Regions from separate parts of the Mus musculus genome. Here region 2 is linked to region 1. Evidence: chromatin contacts called from ENCODE Hi-C or POLR2A ChIA-PET data. All regions are on one chromosome and are shown on one strand. The core of a region is the stretch at or near the end of the contact, and the rest is flanking DNA. Distances in the headings are between cores, read along the strand shown. Region 1 holds the start of Fam120a (family with sequence similarity 120, member A). Region 2 has its middle 34 kb from the start of Fam120aos.

Evidence for each region. A loop is a pair of places that touch in the nucleus more often than their neighbours do. ChIA-PET counts read pairs that join two places held with the same protein, here RNA polymerase II (POLR2A).
Region 2: a map of gastrocnemius shows a loop between it and region 1 (6-fold over the local background). The contact joins the enhancer-like site here to the promoter of Fam120a in region 1. A Hi-C loop is called at or near these places in 2 of 37 maps with a recorded cell type or tissue (gastrocnemius and regulatory T cell). POLR2A ChIA-PET finds 5 or more read pairs at or near these places in 2 of 5 experiments (Patski and embryonic stem cell).

The regions. Positions count from the first base shown.
Region 1 is chr13:48,965,164-48,969,918 of GRCm38, reverse strand. Fam120a (family with sequence similarity 120, member A) reads left to right here and starts at 1,859. Exons shown (of 18, transcript NM_001033268.3): 1 at 1,859-2,564. The coding sequence starts at 2,091. It overlaps Fam120aos (family with sequence similarity 120A, opposite strand), which reads right to left and starts at 1,807. Exons shown (of 2, transcript NR_015601.1): 1 at 1,315-1,807; 2 at 14-981.
Region 2 is chr13:48,999,276-49,004,030 of GRCm38, reverse strand. No RefSeq gene overlaps it. Among named protein-coding and RNA genes, the nearest start is that of Fam120aos, 34 kb to the right of the region's middle. Within about 2 kb of position 2,153, at least 1 of the 3 ENCODE cell types and tissues checked has a DNase peak (open chromatin) inside an H3K27ac peak, as active enhancers do; it is gastrocnemius, where a contact is called at or near this core.

The DNA of each region.
Region 1 (4,755 bases), core at 610-3,109:
AAAGCAAGCATGATGAAATTTTGAGGGCTTTTATTATGAAAATGAATTTTAAAGTTCTCAAAATTCCAAAGCACAGTCTATACAATCACAGAGTACAGAAGTGACTACAAAAGCTGGCATTGCTAACATCTGTATAACAACCTGGGAGGCCACAGAAAGCCAAGGCTCTCTTAAGGAGAGTGATACTTTCTTTTAGAAGGATCACCATCCTACGGTCTTAAAATAAAATGTATGCTTAATTCCAAAATCATGGGTGCTAGCACAAAAGCTTTCTCCCCTCTCCCTTTTTAAAATAAATAAATAAAAGCAGTAATGTTTAAAAGAAATAAAAAACAGGCCAGGCAGTCAGGATGGCAAAGGGCTAGCCCAAGCAGGCCAGCAAACAAGAAACCACAACAAAAATAAACACAAACCTAAACAAGTGAATGAAATATATATGGAATGTAATCTTGTTAAGAAAATACAAGTGATTCATGTGCAATCTTGTATACTAGCTGTGAATTACATAAAACTTGATTATTTTGGGGGATGTTATTATTTAGTGAGGCTTTAAGTGTAATCTTAATTTCTAAATGACATGGAATTACTTACTCTGGGATTAAGTTTTCTACTCAGCTAGGCGGACTAGTGGCCTCATCACTAATTTTATACATAAGTGGCATAACGTATCGGGTTTAAAAAAATTAAGGAAAATCCATCAAGGCCCTAAGCGCATTTCATCTGTCTACATCACAGGAGCCTGTGTTTGAGATTGGTGGAAGAATGGGGTGTTATGATCACAGTTCATTGTATACACGCATGAAACTGTCAAAGAATAAAAATAGTCTTTAAAAGAAAAAAAAATTAAAAGAAACTATAGAATTCAGTTTGCCTATTCTCGAAGACTCTGATGGGGGGCTTTGAGTCTGCATGAACTTGGTGTTCTGTGCGATGGATGGGTCACTCCTGTGTCCAGTGCACCCCGCTCCAGCAGCGGCTTGTCTAGAAAAAGAACAGATGAAAAATTGAAGGTAAGCAAAAAAACAAAACAAAACAAACAAAAAAAACCGCTCCTTTTTCTTGGGGGAAGGGGGAGCGGGAGGCGGGTTTCATGTAGCCCAGGCTGGCTTCCAATTGGATGGAATGACCTTGAACTTCTCTGATCCTCTACTCTCCACTTCAGAATGCTGGGATTACGGCCTAAGCAACACGCGGGAATCGAACCCTGGGCGATCGAAGATCCCAGACAAGCACTGTGCCAACTGAGCTACGTGCCCAGGTCCCCAGCGGACAGCTTCTCCTTCAGAACGTTTGGTCCTGGCTCAGCATACGTACCGTCGGCGCCTGGGTTTAGCCGGACCCTCGCAGCCCGAGCCCCTGGAGGCAGCGCACGTCCGCTCGTCTCCGGAGGGCGGCGCACGCCGGGGAGGCTTGCCCCTCTCGGGGAGTCTCCTCAGCCGGGTCCCGACACCAGGCCGTGAAGCCGCCGTCCCGTCCCGGGAGCGACGCCATCTTGTCGCCGCCGTCCTCCTCCGCGGCTCGCGCTCCCGGGCTCCAGGCTCCCCCTAACCCCGCCGCGCGACACACGCGGCGGAGGAGGAGCGCTGGCTGCCGGCCACGCCTACCGGGCCCGCAGCCGCGAGCGGGGCGGAGCCAGCCTCGGAGGCCGCGGCCTCCGGGCGCGGCCTGCACGGGCCCAGGCGCCTCCCCGAACCCGCCCGGCTGCGGCCCCCTAAAGGGCCCGACAAGCCGAGTAGCGCTCCGCCTTCTCCGCCCCGCCGCCGCCGCCCCGGGAGCCCGGCCGCGGCCCCGGCGCCGCCTCTTCCGCCTCCCGCGTCCGCGCGGGCGGGCCCGACGTCAGCGCCGCCCCGCCCGGCCCAGCTTCGGCCTCGGCCTCGCAGAGCGCGGCGGCGGCGCAGGTCCCTCCCCAGACATGGCCCTGGGAGGCGGCAGCACATGGCGGCCGCGGCGGCCGTGAGCGCGCCCCCGGCCAGCCCCAGCCAGCCCTGAGGCTGCCCGCGCCCGCCGGCCGCGCCACGGCCCTGCCGCCCCCAGCCCCGCCGCCGCCGGCCCCGCCGCCGCCCGCGCGCGCGCGCCCCGCCGCCGCCGCCATGGGCGTGCAGGGCTTCCAGGACTACATCGAGAAGCACTGTCCGAGCGCCGTGGTGCCGGTGGAGCTGCAGAAGCTGGCCCGGGGCAGCCTGGTGGGCGGCGGGCGGCAGCGGCCCCCGCAGACCCCGCTGCGCCTGCTGGTGGATGCCGACAACTGCCTGCATCGCCTGTACGGTGGCTTCTACACCGACTGGGTGAGCGGCGGCCAGTGGAACCACATGCTCGGCTACCTGGCGGCTCTGGCCAAGGCCTGCTTCGGAGGCAACATCGAGCTCTTCGTCTTCTTCAATGGCGCGCTCGAGAAGGCCCGGCTGCACGAGTGGGTCAAGCGGCAGGGCAACGAGCGCCAGACAGCGCAGCAGATCGTCAGCCATGTCCAGAACAAGGGCACGCCACCGCCCAAGGTCTGGTTCCTGCCTCCGGTCTGTATGGCCCACTGCATCCGCCTGGCGCTCATCCGCTTCCACGTCAAGGTGCGGCTGCAGCCGGTTCGCCGGGGTCTCCCAGGGCTGGGGCTGGGGTCTCTTTGGGCCTGAGTCAGGATCGGGCCTGGTGCCCTTTGGACCGATTCCCTTCGGGTTTGGGTCAGGGTTGGGGTCTGGGGTCACTTGGACAGGAGTCACAGTTGGGCTACAGGCCTCTTCGCGCTTCGGGCTGGGCCTGGGATTGCTTGGGTAGCGATCAGAGTTGAGTCTGAGGTTCCTTGGCCCAGGGGTTTGGGGCTTGGCCTAGGGTCTTTTTGGGCTTGGATTTGGGTTGGACTTGGGAGGTCTCTTAGGTCACTGTCAGCGCTGAACTAGTTCCGGGAAGCCCAGCCTAGCCCAGAGTGAGTCCTGGGTGCCCCTGCCCGTGGAAGGCCTCAGCAGGCTTCAGTGTCTCTCAGGGCCCCTCTCGGGACATAGCGTGTCACCATGCCCAGGCTTGATGCAAGCTAGGCAGAGGGGCCCTAGAGCAAGATGGATGCCCGGGCCTTTAGGCCTGGTGTGGTTGAAGTCTACCCACCACATTCCTCCCTACTCTCTGGCCTCTGTGGGCCCATAGACTTGTTCATATGACACTTGAGGCTGGTGGATAGACCCTCACCCAAAGTGGGATCGGTGGTGTCGTCTCCCACATCCTCAGTCTTTCTCCTCCCCTGAGAGGCCGACAGGCTACCCACTGGCCTTATCCTTAAGCATATACCCATCTGTCGAAATTAACCCACTCTTTCCCAGCAACAGGTTTATCTTGGAAGTCTGGAGAATAAATAATGAGAGTATATTGCCAGGACCTTAGGCACAGGAAGCTGAAAACAGAGCCTCCAAAGCTGTGGGAGAGGAAGGAACCTTGTTATAAACCAGGGCTGATCTCTTAATTCTCAAGGCAGATGCCCTGCTCTTCTACCTTTGAAAATGAGATGTTTGGAGAAATTGTCTATGGTAACGTTTTGGTTTTAGATTTCATGGTACTGTGAATTTGATGAGATGGGCTCTTGTCAGTTCTCTGAGTTTTAAAGTGGTTCAGTTCTGTATGTCTACTATGAAGGTAGCAATTAGGACCAGGAAGAAGAATTTGGGGGTCGTTTGGCATAGGCAGGAGCTTGTGAGAGCTGTTTTTCTGCTGCACAGGAAGTGTTGAGTGACCTTCACTAGCCCTGATTGGTGGGTAAGGAGGGAGAGCTCCACATGTTAGCCCTCTGCTGTCCCGTTGGCAGAAGGTTCTGCAGCCAGAATTGGGCCAGAGAACTTAAGGGCTCCGAGGTTGATTGAGAGCCGAGCACCTAACTGATCCTCAACTTTGAATAGCTTTGCATTTTCATGATTTTTTTTTTAAACACTTCTTTGGGGAGGGGTGAGGCTGTTTGAGTTTTTAAGACTTGCTACTGTCTTCCAACTTGCTCTTTTCTTTGGAAACTGAGCTTGAGTTACAACTTTTAGCATGTCTCCCTCTTCCTGACCATCCCTGCTGGCAGTGGTGATGGTGGTAGTTAAGCCTAAAATGATTGCGGAAGTCCCACCCAGGGTCCTGTTGCAATTGGTGAAGTTGTGTTTAAGTGTGTGGGTGGGGGTGGCTGGATGCCTGGTGATTGGCCCAGGAATATGGCAGATACACAGCCTGACATTTCTTAGGGAGTTCGTGTGAGAGGCAGTGTGTGCCTCTCACTTTTTCTCTGTAGCCTGGGGCTCTCAGAGGGGGAAAGCAAAGCTGTTGCTCTGTGATCTACCTCTAGTGGACAGCCTGGAAATGGACCTGCTTTAGTGTTGCTTAGTGATGGGAAGTAACATCTAAGACACAAAAAGAGTTTTATTTTACCTGCTTTTGCTAACTGCACAGGGCTGTATTTTTAGTCAGCAGAGACATTCAATAAAAGATTGAATATTACTTCAGATTAGAGTCTCCTCTGTCTGTCCTTGTCTCTATATCTGTTGTGTGTGTGTGCACTCCTGAGACAGTGTTGCCTTTCCTGCCTGCTCTGTCTCTCAGCCTTCTCTAGTCTTTGTAGATGCAATTCTAGCAATCCTGGCTGTCCACTTTCTCAACTCTGAGGAGAGGTGAAAAAGATAGTTTGCTGGAGGCAGGAGCTCCATTAATAGCAAAAGGTGGCACCAGAGAGAAGATGTGAAGCTGTAAAAAGCAGAGACAGAATTCTGGGAACTATTTTAAAACAAGAGAGCAGTCCTGTGT
Region 2 (4,755 bases), core at 904-3,403, 34 kb before region 1:
AGGACCTTTTAATCTAGTTGAAAATAAATTACTTATTCTCACTGCAGAGGCTCCGTTATTGTGGAGTTAATGCATCCAAAGAAGTGCATCTTACTGGGCAGTGTAGTGCGCAGCTTTAATCCCGGCACTCACTCATTAGGCAGAGGTAGGTGGCTCTTTCTGAGTTCAAGCCAGCATGGTCTATCAAGTGAGTTTCAAGGCAGCCAGGGCTACCCAGAGAATGAACACCAAACAACCAAAACCAAACAAACACGACTAAGTACATGCTAAGAAGCTGCGAGGGAGTGCTGGGGAAGTCACAGTTGGTACAATGCTTGCCTTGCAAGGCAAGTGTTTGAAATCTTGATGGTGATGTGTGCTTAGCTTACAATGCCAGCTCTGGGGAAGAGGCAGGACAGACAAGCAAAACTCTGGGTCTAACCAACCCAGCAGATGAGAAACCTGCAGGCCAAGGAGAACCCTGTCTCAAAGGACGAGGCTCAGTAAAAACAACTGGTGCACAAGCAAGAGCATCTGAATCCCTGGGACCCACATAAGAAATGGGATGTGTGGGCCAGGCATGGGGGCACAGGCCCTTAATCCCAACACTCAGGAGGCAGAGGCAGGTGGGTCTGTGAGTTTGAGGCCAGCCTGGTCTACAAAGATAATCTAGGACAGTTAAGGCTGTTACACAGAGAAACCCTGTCTCAAAAAATCCAAAAGAAAAAAGACAGACTGACAGACAGAAAGAGAGGAAGAGAAAAGGGACATATACAATTGTCTGTAATCCCCAGTGTGAGCCAGAGACAGGAGAATCCCAGAAACTTGGGTCACACATCAGGACAACAGAGACCTGCCCAGAGATAAAAGGTGAGGAGCAACACCCAAGTTGTCCTCTGATCTCCATATACCCACATTTACATCCACATTCACGGACATGAATGTACACACATACATACATACACATACACACACATGTACACACACAGACACACACACAGACACACACACACATGAGTACATGTATAATAAATAAGTAAATAAAATGGGTGTCCCCCGAGGAATAACATCCGAAATTGATCTCTGGTCTCTTCATGGATTGATACACACATAACACATATACACCTGCACACACACACACACACACACACACACACACACACACACATGTAGTGTCTGAGCCTGGTGATGTACACCTTTAACCTCAGCACTTGGGAGGCAGAGGCAGGTGGGTCTGTGAGTTTGAGGCCAGCCTGGTCTACAAAGATAATCTAGGACAGTTAATTCTCTGTGAATTGAGGACCAGCCTGGTTTATAAAGCAAGTTCCTGGATATCTGGGATTACATAGATAGAACTTGTCACAAAACACAGCATACATACATGTGATGGTTTCTATATGCTCTGCCCAGGCATTATTAAAGGTGTGTGGCCCTGTTGGAGTAGGTGTGTCACTGTGGGTGTGGGCTTTAAGACCCTCATCCTAGCTGCCTGGAAGTTAGTATTCTGCTGGCAGCCTTCAGAGGAAGATGTAGAACTCAGCTCTGCCTGCACCATGTCTCCCTGGATGCTGCCATGCTCCTGCCTTGATGATAATGGACTGAACCTCTGAACCTGTAAGCCAGCCCCAATTAAATGTCCTTGTAAGAGTTGCCTTGGTCATGGTGTCTATTCACATCAGTAAAACCCTAACTAAGATTTACATGCATACATAAAATAAAAAATAAAAGAACTTGTTTTGGAGAAGTACTCTCTCTGGACTCTAGTGCAATCTACAGAACTTGAGAAAATGTCCCTCAGCGTTGTGCTCAGCAGTGGCTGCACTGGACAGCATGTGACTGTCTTCTATGGGGACTATTAACAGGAAATGAAGATTCTGCCCAGCTCTTAGCTCCTGCTTACTGAGACAGAGTCCATGGTGTAGCCTCTGTTTCTACAGGTATGGAACATGTTTTATTTCTGAAGTCTCCCTGTAACTGATCAGCTAGGGACTTTTTATGCTATCCAAACAGGTATTATGGACAGGCAGGGAGAATTGCTTCCTTTGCCAGCAATCTTGGCCCTAAAGCGGGAGATACTAAAGCCCTTGGGCAGACTGTGTCTGAAGGCCTTGCTCAGCTTTGAAGTCTTGGCAGCTTCCCCAGAGGCTTCCAGGGAGAGGGCCTGCAGCACTGTCAGCTCCTCATAGCCCTGCCGTCCTGTTTCTGCTCCCTGTGGTTTTGGCCCTGGCCGTTCTCCATCTTCAGTGCTGCCTATTGCCATTACCCCAACAGACTCTGCCATTGTCACTGTTCCTCTGCTTAATTTCTGTCACTGTCATGTTTCTGGGTGCACTGTACCAACAATAAAAACTCAAAGTAAGGAAGAAAGAGAAGACCTCTCATAACTCCAGACACCAGCATATAAAAAAAAAAAAAAGACCACTCAACTGCCCCCAGATAGCAATGTGTATGTTTATCACCCTGTAATAGAGCTATGTAAAAATTATCTCACATCAGATACACACACGAAATCCCAAAACTTGGGAGGTAGAGGCAGGAGGGTTGTAAGTTTGAAGCCAGTCTGGGCTGCATAATGAAATTTTGTCTCAAACAAAAAGAATGATTTTTGAGTGGGGAGGGGGCACCGATACATGCATGTCTCCGTGGAGGCTACAGGGGTGTCATTCCCTCAGGCACCACTAAGACAGGATGTCTCATCGGTTTGGTGCATCATTGAGCTCCAGGGAGCACTGCTGAGGGGACAGGACCCAGACAGAAGCTCTTCATCTGTTGAACCTTCCTCAAAGCTGATTAACCCATTAGGACTCCAGTGACTGTGCAGAGGTTGGGAAGTTGCAGGTTCACAGCCAAATTACAGTTTATCTTGGGCTATCTCTGGCCCCCTAAACCACCATCCCTTAGTACTCCATGTCTCACCTAACTTCCTGTGACTAACAGATAAAACCCTTCAGAATGTATTAACTGGACAAAACCTCTTTCTACCAGCCAAAAAGTTAAGAGTGTCATCGACTAGCATCTGAAGCCTCTAGCTGCTCTGCTGTAATGTCTTCGCCAATATTTGTAAAAAGTGTCTTCATTTATAACATTCTTTGTTCTGTTGCTAAAACAAACAAACAAACAAAACCCAACTTTATTGAACCATTACCACATTGGAATAAGGAATTTGGGGTAGCCTGAACCTGCATTCCCTAGCCCTGGCCACTCATATTTAGCTTCAGAATAAACACTCTTTCCTTCCCTTTGAGGTGAGAGTTTTGGGTTTGCATTGACCCTACCGGACTCAGCATTCTCTGCATGGGCACTGAATCCCGACCCTTATGCTTACCGGGTGAGTATTTGACCAACTGAGCTCTAAATTGTTGTTATTATTTTCCTTTTCATAGTTTATCATTTCTTTTATTTGGGTTTGAGGTTACTTATTGGACCATGGGCAAATTATCAGACGCTACTCCACTGGAAGAAAAAAAATGTTCCCCCCTCCCCAAGCAGCATTAACTGACTAGCTCCTTACTAAGGGGGAGGCGGTGTGCGGGTCTCAGAAGGCCTTCTTTCATAAATGCTGGAGTGCTGATGGGCTCTGTTTTGTGCAGGTCTTGGGCATGTAACCACAGCTGCTGTGAGTTCATATGTGCAGTGACCATGGCATGACCAGATGACATCATTTCACAGAACTCCTCACCCTTCAGCTCTTACTTGCATCTTACAGGATTTCTCTTTGTAGGCCTGGCTGTCCTGGAACTCACTCTGTAGACCAGACTGGCCTTGCACTCACAGAGATGTTCCTGCCTCTGCCTCTTGAGTGCTAGGACCAAAGGCTTACATCACCACTGCCAGGCTAACTCTTACATTCTTCCCCAACCACTCTTCAGTGACGTCCCCGAGTTTTGAGGAGAGGGTGGACGCGGATGTTATGTTTAGGGTTAAACATTTAACAGTTACCTATACATTGCAGTTTGACTAGTTACACATTTTGGCACCAACACACTACCCATTGCAAAACTAAGCTTTGGTAACTAAGATCAAAGTAGCACTATTCTATAGGCATAAACATAAATATTTAGAAGGCATTTATACGTTTTACAAGCAGTGTCCACTTAGCAAAACAATATTGATAGGTTTCCCACTGTAGCCTATGTTGTCCCCAGCTATGGGCTTTTGACCAGTACCAGACATGGATTCCCTCCCAGTGAGTGAGCCTCAAATCCAATCAGAAAGTATTTGATTATCCCATTAACAGTCATGCCACTAATGTGCCAGTTGGCATACCTTGTGTGCAGCTAGTGTTATATCCTGGAGGATATACTGCTAGGCAATTCTACCGGTGATGTTTCTTCTCTAGAGTCCTGTACAGCCCCTTCCAGCACTGTGGAAGCTACCCAGCAGGGAAGAGGCTTCTGGCACACTTCCAGCTTGATTTTTCTAGATCCTGCTGTTAGGGTCTGTGAATCACTGAAGGATGACACCTCAGGCTCAAATAGTATGCAAAGGCAAAGAGTGTTTATTCTGCAGAAAAGATCAGCATGCAGGGGTACTCCAGAGCTAAGTGGAGACCCTTTGAGGGGGCTTGCAGGCATTCTTTTATGCAGGTTTAGGGGAATTCCATGGAGGGATAGATGACTTTTCTCTTGATTGGTTGACTCTACTGCTAGGGGTTCAAGTAACTCTGAATTTGGCTAGGGCCTTGGAGAGTTTGGGGGAATGCTAAGTTTTAGGAACAATGGCAATGGCCTGTTTTGTTTGGAGGACTTCTGAGGCCAAAAATATTATGATCTCGAC